Linked DNA regions of Homo sapiens: region 2 is linked to region 1. A link is an interaction called in ENCODE POLR2A ChIA-PET data of the cell type or tissue named here. Cell type or tissue: Panc1. All regions are shown on one strand. Links, peaks and the distances in the headings refer to the core of each region. The heading gives the core; the rest is flanking DNA.

The links. ChIA-PET counts read pairs that join two places held together with the same protein. Peaks named below come from ENCODE experiments on the same cell type or tissue, not always from the same donor. Only the 100,000 strongest peaks of a DNase experiment are listed, where the experiment ranks them.
Region 2: POLR2A ChIA-PET joins it to region 1 with 8 read pairs; 3 of 35 experiments call an interaction of 5 or more read pairs at or near these places.

Annotation. Positions count from the first base shown.
Region 1 is chr12:75,540,186-75,545,573 of GRCh38, forward strand. All of the region lies in intron 12 of LOC105369844 (a long non-coding RNA gene), which reads right to left. Among named protein-coding and RNA genes, the nearest start is that of KRR1, 31 kb to the left of the region's middle. In Panc1, for the core only: no CTCF peak of the experiment used is centred there; no DNase peak of the experiment used is centred there; H3K27ac peaks cover 2,113 bases.
Region 2 is chr12:76,012,835-76,018,222 of GRCh38, forward strand. No RefSeq gene overlaps it. Among named protein-coding and RNA genes, the nearest start is that of PHLDA1-AS1, 15 kb to the right of the region's middle. In Panc1, for the core only: no CTCF peak of the experiment used is centred there; no DNase peak of the experiment used is centred there; H3K27ac peaks cover 4,406 bases.

The DNA of each region.
Region 1 (5,388 bases), core at 101-5,100:
TATGGAAAGCTACAGAAACAAAAGTCATTTAGTACCCAGTATCTACAATAACGTTTTGTCATTTTTTTTTCAGAGTTCCTAACCTTTCAGGCCCAATTACTATCACTATCTTGAGGGTGGAGAGTGTCTCTCCCATGCATACTTTTATACTTTTATTACATATGCATGCCTCACAATATCATACAGTATTGTTTTATGTTGATTTTAATTGATAAACATGGTATACTGAACATATTTTGCCACATGCTTTCTACTCTATTATTGAGATTTGTACATCATAGTACACACAGCTCTCATTCATTTTAACTTCTAACATGATATAAATATACTTTTATTTTGTATTGTTTACAGATACTTTTAATTATTGTTTTTGCTACTGTAATGAAACCAATGAACTTTTCTGTACATGTATTCTGCAATGTGTAATAATTTATCTGGAAAATACACTTAGAAATTAAGCAACTGGATCTTAGTTGAATATTCATCTTTCATAAATATTGCCAATTTTTGCTGTAAATAAATATTCTCTTTTCTCCACGTCCTCACCAACATTCAGTTTTTAGCCTTCAAATTGTATCAGTCTGATAATCACAGAATGGTATCATATTGTATTGCAAACAACTCCATCTAGTATGTAGTTTTTCTTTTTATTTTGTATGGTTTTCTTTGATGAATAGACATTAAAAATTTTCATAACTCCAATTTGTAAATATCTTTTTTATGATTTGATGTTTATGTATCTTGTTCAAATTTTTTCCTCTTCACAAACTATGATCATAAAATATTCTCATTTTTCCTAAGGCTATCAAGAATTTATTTTTACATATTTTTACATTTTGTCCCTTCAAATCGATTTTTGTGCATAGTGTAAAGTGGGAATCAAACTGTATTATTTCCAAATAAAAAAACCAATTGTCTCAGGACTATTGATTAAATTGTCCTTCCCTATGGTCTTGCAATGCTTCCTCAGTCATAGATTAAGCTTCCATATATGGGCTTTCTAGTCTGTTTCACTGGTTTACTTACTTATTCCCATACTAACACTATGCTTTTTAAAAATAATACATACTGAAATCTAGTACTGAGATTTTCTACATCTTGTCTTTTTTAAAAATTGCATAAGAAATTCTTGCTCCTTTGCTTTTTAATTAAATGTTTAAAATCAGTTCTGAAGTTACACACATACATACATGTCTTTGGGATGTTGGGATTGAGATTTGGTGTTGGGATTTGACTGTGTGATCACAGTGAATTTAACATTAATTTGGCAAGAATTGACATGATACCGAGTTTTTCTATCCATAAACATGATGTCGTCTTTCTGCTTATTTAAGCCTTCTTAAATGTCTTTCCATTATGTTTCATATACTTCTGCCCATTTTTATTAATAGATGTATTCCTAGGCCCCTAACAACTTTGTTCTTATATTAAATGATGTCTTGTACAATTACATTTTCTGCTATGGTAGACAATTAGGAATGTAATTGTTTGACTTTTATATATCAATATTATATGTAGCAAGCATTCAGGACATTCATTAATTCTATTAATTTGTCTACAGATTTTCATGAGATTTTTACGTAATTACAGAGTCTCTGTATCATGATAGTTTTTTCTTTCTTTCAAGTCCTTAAGCTTTTATTACTTTTTCTTGTCATACTGCCCCAAACACTCAATATAATGTTGACTAGAAATATCAAACATTGTTTTTAAATATCCACAAATTAATAAAATAAAACACATACATACATACATATTTGTTTATTTTTATGTCAGAGCCTATTTAGTCCTAATTACATGTTATACATTTCTTTGCTCACTACTGCCACTCTCTCTATGGATCCAGTTCCTTTCCTCCTGAAATATATCTGTTTTTTTTAATTCTTACCTAAAGAAATTTCTTTGTGTATAGAATTCTAGGTTCACATCTTTTTCAGCATGTTATGGATACTATTCACTTGTCTTCCTGCCTTTATTGTTGCTGATTACAACATGGCTATTGATCTAATAATTCTTTCTCTGTAGGTAATCTTTGATTTTTCATCTTGCTGCTTTTAAAATGTTCTCTTTGTCTTTAACATTTCGTAGTTTTACCACAATGTGTCTATATGTGTATTCTGTTTTCCTTATTCTACTTAGCACCTGTGTGTTTTCAGTCTGTAACCTCATGTATTTTCATTAGTACTAAAAATCTTCACCTGTTGTCTCCTTATATATTATCTCTTCCCCACTCTTTCTTTTCTCTCTTTGAAATTCTCATTAGAGTTTTATCTTATTCTGTACCCCAATTCTCTTAACCACTTTTTGATATTGTGTTTATGCTTCATTCGAAGCCATTTCCTTAGAGGTTTCTTTTAATTCACTATTTCCCTTTTTAGCTGTTTCATTTCTATACATTTTATTTGATTCTTTTTCGTATTTATCTGTTCTATTTTCAGTATCCTATTCTTCTTGGTTTCTAGTTCTTTTATCTCTTAAATACATTAAACGTATTTATTTTATAGTCTTTTTCAGATTGTTCTATTAGCCAAGCTCTTATACAATATTAATCCTCCAAATGGTTATCTCCACTAACTTTACCTAATAAATGTTCTTTGTGTAGTCAGTAACGTTTTTAAAATTGTGAGCTAATTTTTAGTTGAAGATTATTTTTCTAGTGTGGGATTCCCAAGCATCCTATTTTTTGAACTATTGGTACAAAGCATTTTTATATTTGCTTCTGCTGGTTACCTCAAGGTACTTATTGTTTAACAATGTCTAGAATCACACTGTTGGTTATTTCTCAATTAAGGAATTCTACACAAAACTAGTAATATAACTTCCATATCTGTATATAGATTTGCCAGTGGGATTTTTTTTCACTCAGCTTTAGACCAAGATAAGCTTTCTAGTGACTCATCTTGTAGCCTTAACAATGTTCCATATGTCTGTATGGGCATCTCAGTTACAGTATTTTAGTTCACAACCAAAAACCAAATTTGCTGTCCTAACATGGGTATTACCCAATCCTAACTGCCAATGAAGGATCCAACGAGATATCAGCTTACAAGGCTGTTACACTGGCTGTAAAGTTTTTTTTTTCTGATGATGATTTAAGATTTCCCTTTTAATTTTTTATTTAATCAGCTATTTATATGTGAGGGGTAGGTGTGGGGAGGGGTGTACACACACACAGGCTTGTCTATTTATTAGGTTATATTGTATATAGCATTTCCATCTATTTGTGATAAGAGGGGTTCCATACTAGGTTGGTCCACATGATTGACAGAACTAAGAGGTTTGATTAATTCATGAATACAGAAAAACTTAGATTACATGGGACATTCCTTTCTATGAAGCTTTTTGTATTTCTCCTATAGTGCCCAGTCAACTTATATAATCAAACAGATTTTCAGCCATGTGCTTATTACTGGCTGTATCCAGATTCTTGGATTCATCTCTAGTTTCTGGTTTCTCAACTAGGAAAAGCTGAAATAAAGCTTATTCATAAAGAAATGTGTTTTAAAGATTATTTAAATTGTAACAATAAATATATTGATGACACATCATAATAGCTATTCATCTTATGAAGATATCCAAAGCATAAGTCTTAGGTCACTGGAGGGAAATTAATTAAATCAATAAGGAGTAATTCCAACATGTCATTATTTTACAGGAGAATAAATGATTTTGGCTGAATATCATTTTTAAATAAAATATAAAATCTTCTCTCACTTTCATTAACAAAGTGTCCATCTCGTTAAAATAAAACTAATGAGTGCTTTTAAAAATTCTCATTTCCACAATTAATACAGTTAAGACCCCCAAGAATACTGATCTAATTTTGTTATTCAAAATTCTTTCTTTTTATATTATGAATCATTTCATTGTCCACATGCCAGTTACCACAGGAAACAAGAATAGTCCTTGATCAAAGAATCGCACAATCATAAAAGATATAAACATGTAAATAGAGTATTATATCTTGATATATGTTTGAGCTACGTTTCCAAAGGATGATGTGTGACAAACTACCACAATTCAGTACGATTCAGCCTTAGCTACGAAGTAGGGAGTGGAAGAAGAAATAGTGTGAGGCCAGGGCCTTATATTCCGTGCTAACAATTTCAAACTTTATTTGGAAGATGATTGAAAGCCATTGAACAGTTTTAAGCAAGGAAGTGACTATACAGTCATATTTCCTTTTAGGTAGATGATAAATTTGAAGGGCTGAATCTAGGGATAGGGATACCAGTTAGGAAGCTGTTTTAATATTCTAAGGAAGAATCAGTACAGATAATGGGTTGTCACAATAGAAATGGAGGTATAGGAAACAGAACTGAGAAATATTTAGGAAGTAAATCATTAGGGCTTAGAGACTCAAGAGATTTAGCAAAGAATATGAAGGGAAAAAAAGAAGTTACAGGTGACTCCAAGACTTCTGGCTTCAGTGATGTAGTGGATAGTGGTGCCATTAACTGAGATGAGGAAGACAGAAAAAGAAGCAGACATGAGGAAATTTATAAGTTTTTAAGTGCCTTCGGGAACAAGATATACAAGCACAGTGCTTAGGTGAGCAGGCAGGGCTACAGAATGAGATTTTTTTGCATCATTAACATATAGATCACGGTTAACTAAACTCTAGATAGCATCCATGTTTGAGAAGCAAATGGGTGATGAGATTAAAGTGGACTGTCAAGAGTGGGAGGAGAGTCCTATAAGCCAAAAGGGCAGATTTTCAGTATGAAAATATATGAAGTTGTGTGTGTGTGTGTGTTTTATTGCTAATGGTGGTCCCATTTAGATACTTCTAAGGTAATTCTATTCACTGTCTTCACTCTTTTTTTTTTTTTTTTTTTTTTTTTTTTGAGACGGAGTCTCGCTCTGTTACCCAGGCTGGAGTGCAATGGCACGATCTTGGCTCACTGCAACCTCCGCCTCCTGGGTTCAAGTGATTCTCCTGCCTCAACCTCCTGAGTAGCTGGGATTACAGGCATGTGCCACAACGCCCGGCTAATTTTTGTATTTTTAGTAGAGATGGGGTTTCACATGTTGGTCAGGCTGGTCTCAAACTCCTGACCTCGTGATCCGCCCGCCTCAGCCTCCCAAAGTGCTGGGATTACAGGCGTGAGCCACCGCACCTGGTCTTGTCTTCACTCTTTATAAGAATTCACCATCCTTAGCAGAAACTTTTATATGAAAATGCAAGTATTAAAAGTAAACAAAACTGAAATTCCAAAACATACCAGTTAAGGGAGTAGGTGGGGAGCTAAAGAGTGCATCAAGGATGACTTTGATGCAATATTTCTGGTGTTTCTTAAGAGAGCATATTCTTCAAGATACTAGCAACCTTGTCCATGAATGCAAAACACCACTGAGTAAATATAATTCTAGACAAGAATGAGAGTT
Region 2 (5,388 bases), core at 125-5,124, 470 kb after region 1:
CCTCAGCATCTCTCCTGCCTGAGTGGTAGCCCTGTCCAAATGCCTAGGGCCTGGGCCGTTGAGGATTAGGCCTGAACCCAGTAATCCCCAAGGAGCTGCAGAAAGCCGACTTGATGGGTCTCCTGGTGATATCATTGCAGCCAGAGAGCACACACAGGGTGCAAGCAGTCAGATGAGACAGCCAGGACAGGAGGGGCTGCAGCCCTTCCACAACACCACAAAGACCCTCACATGCTCATTTTGGCAGGGCGCAGTGGCTCACACATGTAATCCCAACACTTTGGGTGGCTGAGGTGGAGGATCACTTGAGCCCGGGAGTTTGAGACCACTCTGGGCGACATAGTGAGACCCCATCTTTACAAAACATAAAGTTAAAAACATTAGCTGGGCATGGTGGCATTGCTCCGGTAGTTCCAGCTACTTGAGAGGCTAAGGTAGGAGAATGGTTTGAGCCCAGGAGTTTGAGGCTGCAGTGAGCTATGATTGCGCCACTGCACCACTCCAGCCTGAGCAACGAGTGAGATCTTGTCTAAAAACAAAACAAAACAAAAAGCTCATTTTTAAATGTTTATTATTTTTGTTTTTTGTTTTAAATAGCGATGAGTTGCCCATGCTGGCCTCAAACTCTTGAGCGAGAGTGATCCTCCTGCCTTGGCCTCCCAAAGTGCTGGGATTACAGGTGTGAGCCACCACACCCAGCCAGAAAGTTCTTTTTAAAAGGGGAGAAACAACAGCTCCAGAAGGGGCTTTGATAAATTATTTAATTTAAAAAAATCAAATTAAAGTAAAGAGGGTAAAGAGCTGGGTGAAAGCGAGCTAGGTGAAGAGCTTGCGTGTCCATCCTCCTGCCGAGATGTGGTGAGCTTGCCCTCATCCCATCAGCTGGACAGCTCTCCACTGAGCCTACCCATTCACCATGATTCTTGCTTTTCCTCAGCTAAGGCCCTGGGTGCAGGCTTAGCACTGTGGGGGGCCTCTGGGATGATGAGATGTTCTCATTAATTCCTCAGGCAGCAGTGTTTGCAGTTGGGAGACATGACTTCCATCCCGCTCCTTATAAAGTCATATGTTTTTCTTGAATAAATGCTAAATCAAACTAGTCTTTCTGTTTTTTCCCCTCAATTCATAACCTCATCATTCCACAAATAAAATGATGCCTTCAAAACCCACAGACTGTTTTGCAGGGTGGTCTGGGAGAGATGCCGCCTGAGCCGGCCTATGGCTCCAAACTCATCGCTGGAAGATCACAGCTGCCCTCTCCCCGGCCACTCTCTTTTCATGAGGAAAGGTGAGCCCGGCTGCCCTTGGTCTCCCCCAGGCCTGCTTACATTAAAGGGTTGGGAGTTAGCCTCCTGCCCTGAAAGGAATAGGGGTTCTGGAGTATCTCAGATCCGTATCAAATCACAGCTTTGCCGCATAATTGCCCTCTGCTCTTGGGAACTTTCTCAACTTCTGTAAGCTTCTGTTTTCTTATCAGTAAAAGGGAGATAACAATACCTATCTCGAGGCACTGTTATGATAAAAGACCTGTCATAAAATAAATGCTTAGAAAATGGGAACTATTATTGTTCAAGTTTTATTATATTTCCTCAATCGTTATTCTCTCCGTTTACATAATTGAAGTAAAACACTGCTCATTAGAGTGTGCAGGTAATAGAGGACTTGGCTTAAATAAATTTTCTGCCTAAATTAAGTCTTTTAAAACCATCCATTTTCACTTTTAGGTCATGGTGTAGAAAATAATTCTAGATCAAGTTAGAATATGTTCCGACCTCAGCAAGCAACCACGTACTTTGATTATGTAGCACCCTTCATTATTCTAAGGAGTTCTCATTATACAGGTGGGTTGAAGACACACTGTGTGTCAAAAGAACCAAAACCAAAACAAAATCCTATAAAATAGCAGGTCTTATAGTTTCCTTCTTTTTCCCATAGGAAGGAAGGGGAAAATCACAGAGTAAAACCAGATGCTTTTGTAAATTGATGAAGATGTTTGCTGCATGTGGCTCCAAGAGATTGAAATTAAAAGGGCAGGCTGGGTGCAGTGGCTCACGCCTGTAATCCCCACTTTGGGAGTCCGAGGCAGGTGGATCACGAGGTCAGGAGCTCGAGACCAGCCTGGCCAATATGGTAAAACCCCATCTCTACTAAAAATATTTAAAAAATTAGCCGGGCATGTTGGCAAGCACCTGTATTCCCAGCTACTCGGGAGGCTGAAGCAGAGAACTGCTTGAACCCGGGAGGCGGAGCTTGCAGAGAGCCGAGATCACGCCATTGCACTCCAGCCTGGGCAACAGAGCGAGACTCCATCTCAAAAAAAAAAACAAAAAACAAAACAAAACAAAAAAAAACAAAGAAAGAAAAAGAAATTAATAGAGCAGGGTGAGGGTGTCTTATGTCTGTAATCCCAGCACTTTGGATAGCCGAAGGAAGATGATTGCTTGAGCCCAAGAGTTTGAGAATAGCCTAGGTAACATAGACCCCATCTCTACAAAACATTTAAACAATTAGCTGGGCATGTTAGTACATGCCTGTTGTGCCAGCTACTAGGGAGGCTGAGGCAGGAGAATCATTTGAGCCCAGGAAGTCAAGGTTGCAGTGAGCCATGTTCGTGCCACTGTACCCCAGTAAGAACCTGAAGAAGAAAGAAAGAAAGAAAGAAAGAAAGAAAGAGAGAGAGAGAGAGAGAGAGAGAGAGAGAGAAAGAAAGAAAGAGAAAGGAAGAAAGAAAGAAAGAGAGAGAGAGAGAGAGAAAGAAAGAGACAGGAAGAAAGAAAGAAAGAAAGAAAGAAAGAAAGAAAGAAAGAAAGAAAGAAAGAAAGAAAGAAAGAAAGAAAGAAAGAAAAGGGAAGGGAAGGAGGAAGGAAGGAAGGAAAGAAGGAAGGAAGGAAAGAAGGAAGGAAGGAAAGAAGGAAGGAAGGGTCATGAAATGGGGATGCTCTTTAGCAGACAGTGGAGACAAGCACTTTCTAGATGTTTTGTCTGAATGGAGACAAAGTTCTCTCACATCTCATTATTTTAATCGTCACACTAGCTCCATGAGACAGGATTTATTATACCTATTTTACAGGTAAGAAAACTAAGATTCAAAAATGTTAGGTGACTTGTGCAAAGTTACACAGCTTAAGAGAGTCAGCACTGAGTCATATCCAGGTCCTTCAAATTCAAAGTTGTAGTCTTTCCAAAGAAAGGCAAATGAGTACAGAAATCACTACTTGTAAACTATTACAACTGAAACAGGGCAATTGAAGAATATCTTTACTCTAAAGACAAAGAAACTAAAGTCCAGAGACGCAAAATCATGTGCTCAGGGTCACACAACTTGTTAACGGCAAAGCCAAGTCTAGAATCTAGGATTCTTTCTACTACTCTTTGTTGACCCTTGAGGAATCTCCCGGGATAGTGTAAAAGCATGCTCCTCTTGTTGAGCATGAATGAAAAGCCTGAGATTCTTCTCCTGTTTTCTTGATTTGGATCTTTTGATAGACTCTGTGATTGGTGCTGGACATGACGTCTCTAAGGGAGCTAGCTTCTGCAAAACCAGCAAGCACCACTGATGGTGTCTCTGGCTTTATTGCTCCAGTTTCCGCTAAGAACCTTCGATCTTTCTTATATCTTTACCATGTCAATATGACTCTGACAGGAAGGCACTGAAAGCAACTACGTATTTCTGTTTTGAAATTTAGTTTTGTTCTATTTAAATTGTTCAGATGTAACGAAGGACCAATTGAAAATCATTACAACAGTACCATATGAGAAAGGAAAGTGTAAACCTTAGTAAGAATTATAAGAATACCTAAAATAGCCGGGCGCGGTGGCTCACGCCTGTAATCCCAGCACTTGGGGAGGCCGAGGCGGGCGGATCACGAAGTCAGGAGATCGAGACCATCCTGGTTAACATGGTGAAACCCCTTCTCTACTAAAAATACAAAAAAAATTAGCTGGGTGTGGTGGTGGGCGCCTGTAGTCCCAGCTACTCGGGAGGCTGAGGCAGGAGAATGGCGTGAACCCGGGAGGCAGAGCTTGCAGTGAGCCGAGATCACGCCACTGCACTCCAGCCTGGGTGAGAGTGCAAGACTCCGTCTCAAAAAAAAAAAAAAAAAAAAAAGAATACCTAAAATACTCTAAATTAATGTCTTTAAGAGCATTCCCATCTCTGAGAGAGGTCTGCATCGTATTTTAGTGCTAGCACACAGCCACAGTTTGCATAGCGTTTAAGCGCAAAGGCAGTGGAGTTAAATACCCAGATAACAATTCTCATCCTGCTGTTTATTTGGCAAGTTTCTTCAGTTCCCCAATCCTCAATTTCTTATCTATTAAGTAGAGGCTAATAAGACCTATAATAGAGGCTGCTAGTTTCCTTTCCAATAACCATTCTCCCCTCCTTCTTTGCTGACAGAACCCTAATTTTATTTGGGATGGCAATTTGGCCAGTACATTTCTAGCCCTCCTTTGCAACCCTGGATAGCAAATGTGGTGTTAAGTGGAAGTCACCATATTGGGATTCCAAAATTTTTCTAGGCTGGATATGGTAGCTCAAACTTGTAATCCCAGCACTATGGGAGGCCAAGTTGAGAGAATCACTTAAGTCCAGGAGTTCGAGACAAGTCTGGGCAACATAGGGAGACCCTGTCTCTACAAATAATTTAAAAATTAGTTGAGTGTGGTGGTGCGTGCCTGTGATCCCAGCTTCTCAGGAGGCTGAGGCAGGGGGATCACCTGAGCCCAGGAGGTTGAGGCTGCAGTGAGCTGCTGTTTCCCTAATTTTCTTTCTTCCTGTTCTAGAGCTCGAATATGGTAGCTGGAACTCCAGCAGCCATCTTGAATCATGAGGCTAGAAGTCCTGTACCAAGGGTGGTAGAAGAGAAAAGAAAGAAGGAACCCGGATCTGTGACAAACTAAAGTCACCTTACCCACCCTGGGCCACCCACATCTAGGTTACTTTTACATAAAAGAGAAGTAAATCTTTATCTTAATACACTTATTTTGATTTATCTGTAACAACAGGGTGTTTTTTTTTTGAGACGGAGTTTCACTCTTGTTGCCCAGGCTAGAGTGCAATGGCGTGATCTTGGCTCACCGCAATCTCCGCCTCCTGGGTTCAAGCAATTCTCCTGTCTCAGCCTCCCGAGTAGCTGGGATTACAGGCGCCTGCCACCAAGCCCAGCTAATTTTTTGTATTTTTAGTAGAGAAGGGGTTTCACCATGTTGGCCAGGCTGGTCTTGAACTCCTCACCTCAGGTGATCCGCCCACCTTGGCATCCCAAAGTGCTGGGATTACAGGCATGAGCCACCGCTCCTGGCCTGCCCTGTGGTCCTATTTTACACAGTCATTTGGTTCAACTGAATATCATTTTTTAAAGCCACATTGAAATCAAAGTGTTTTCC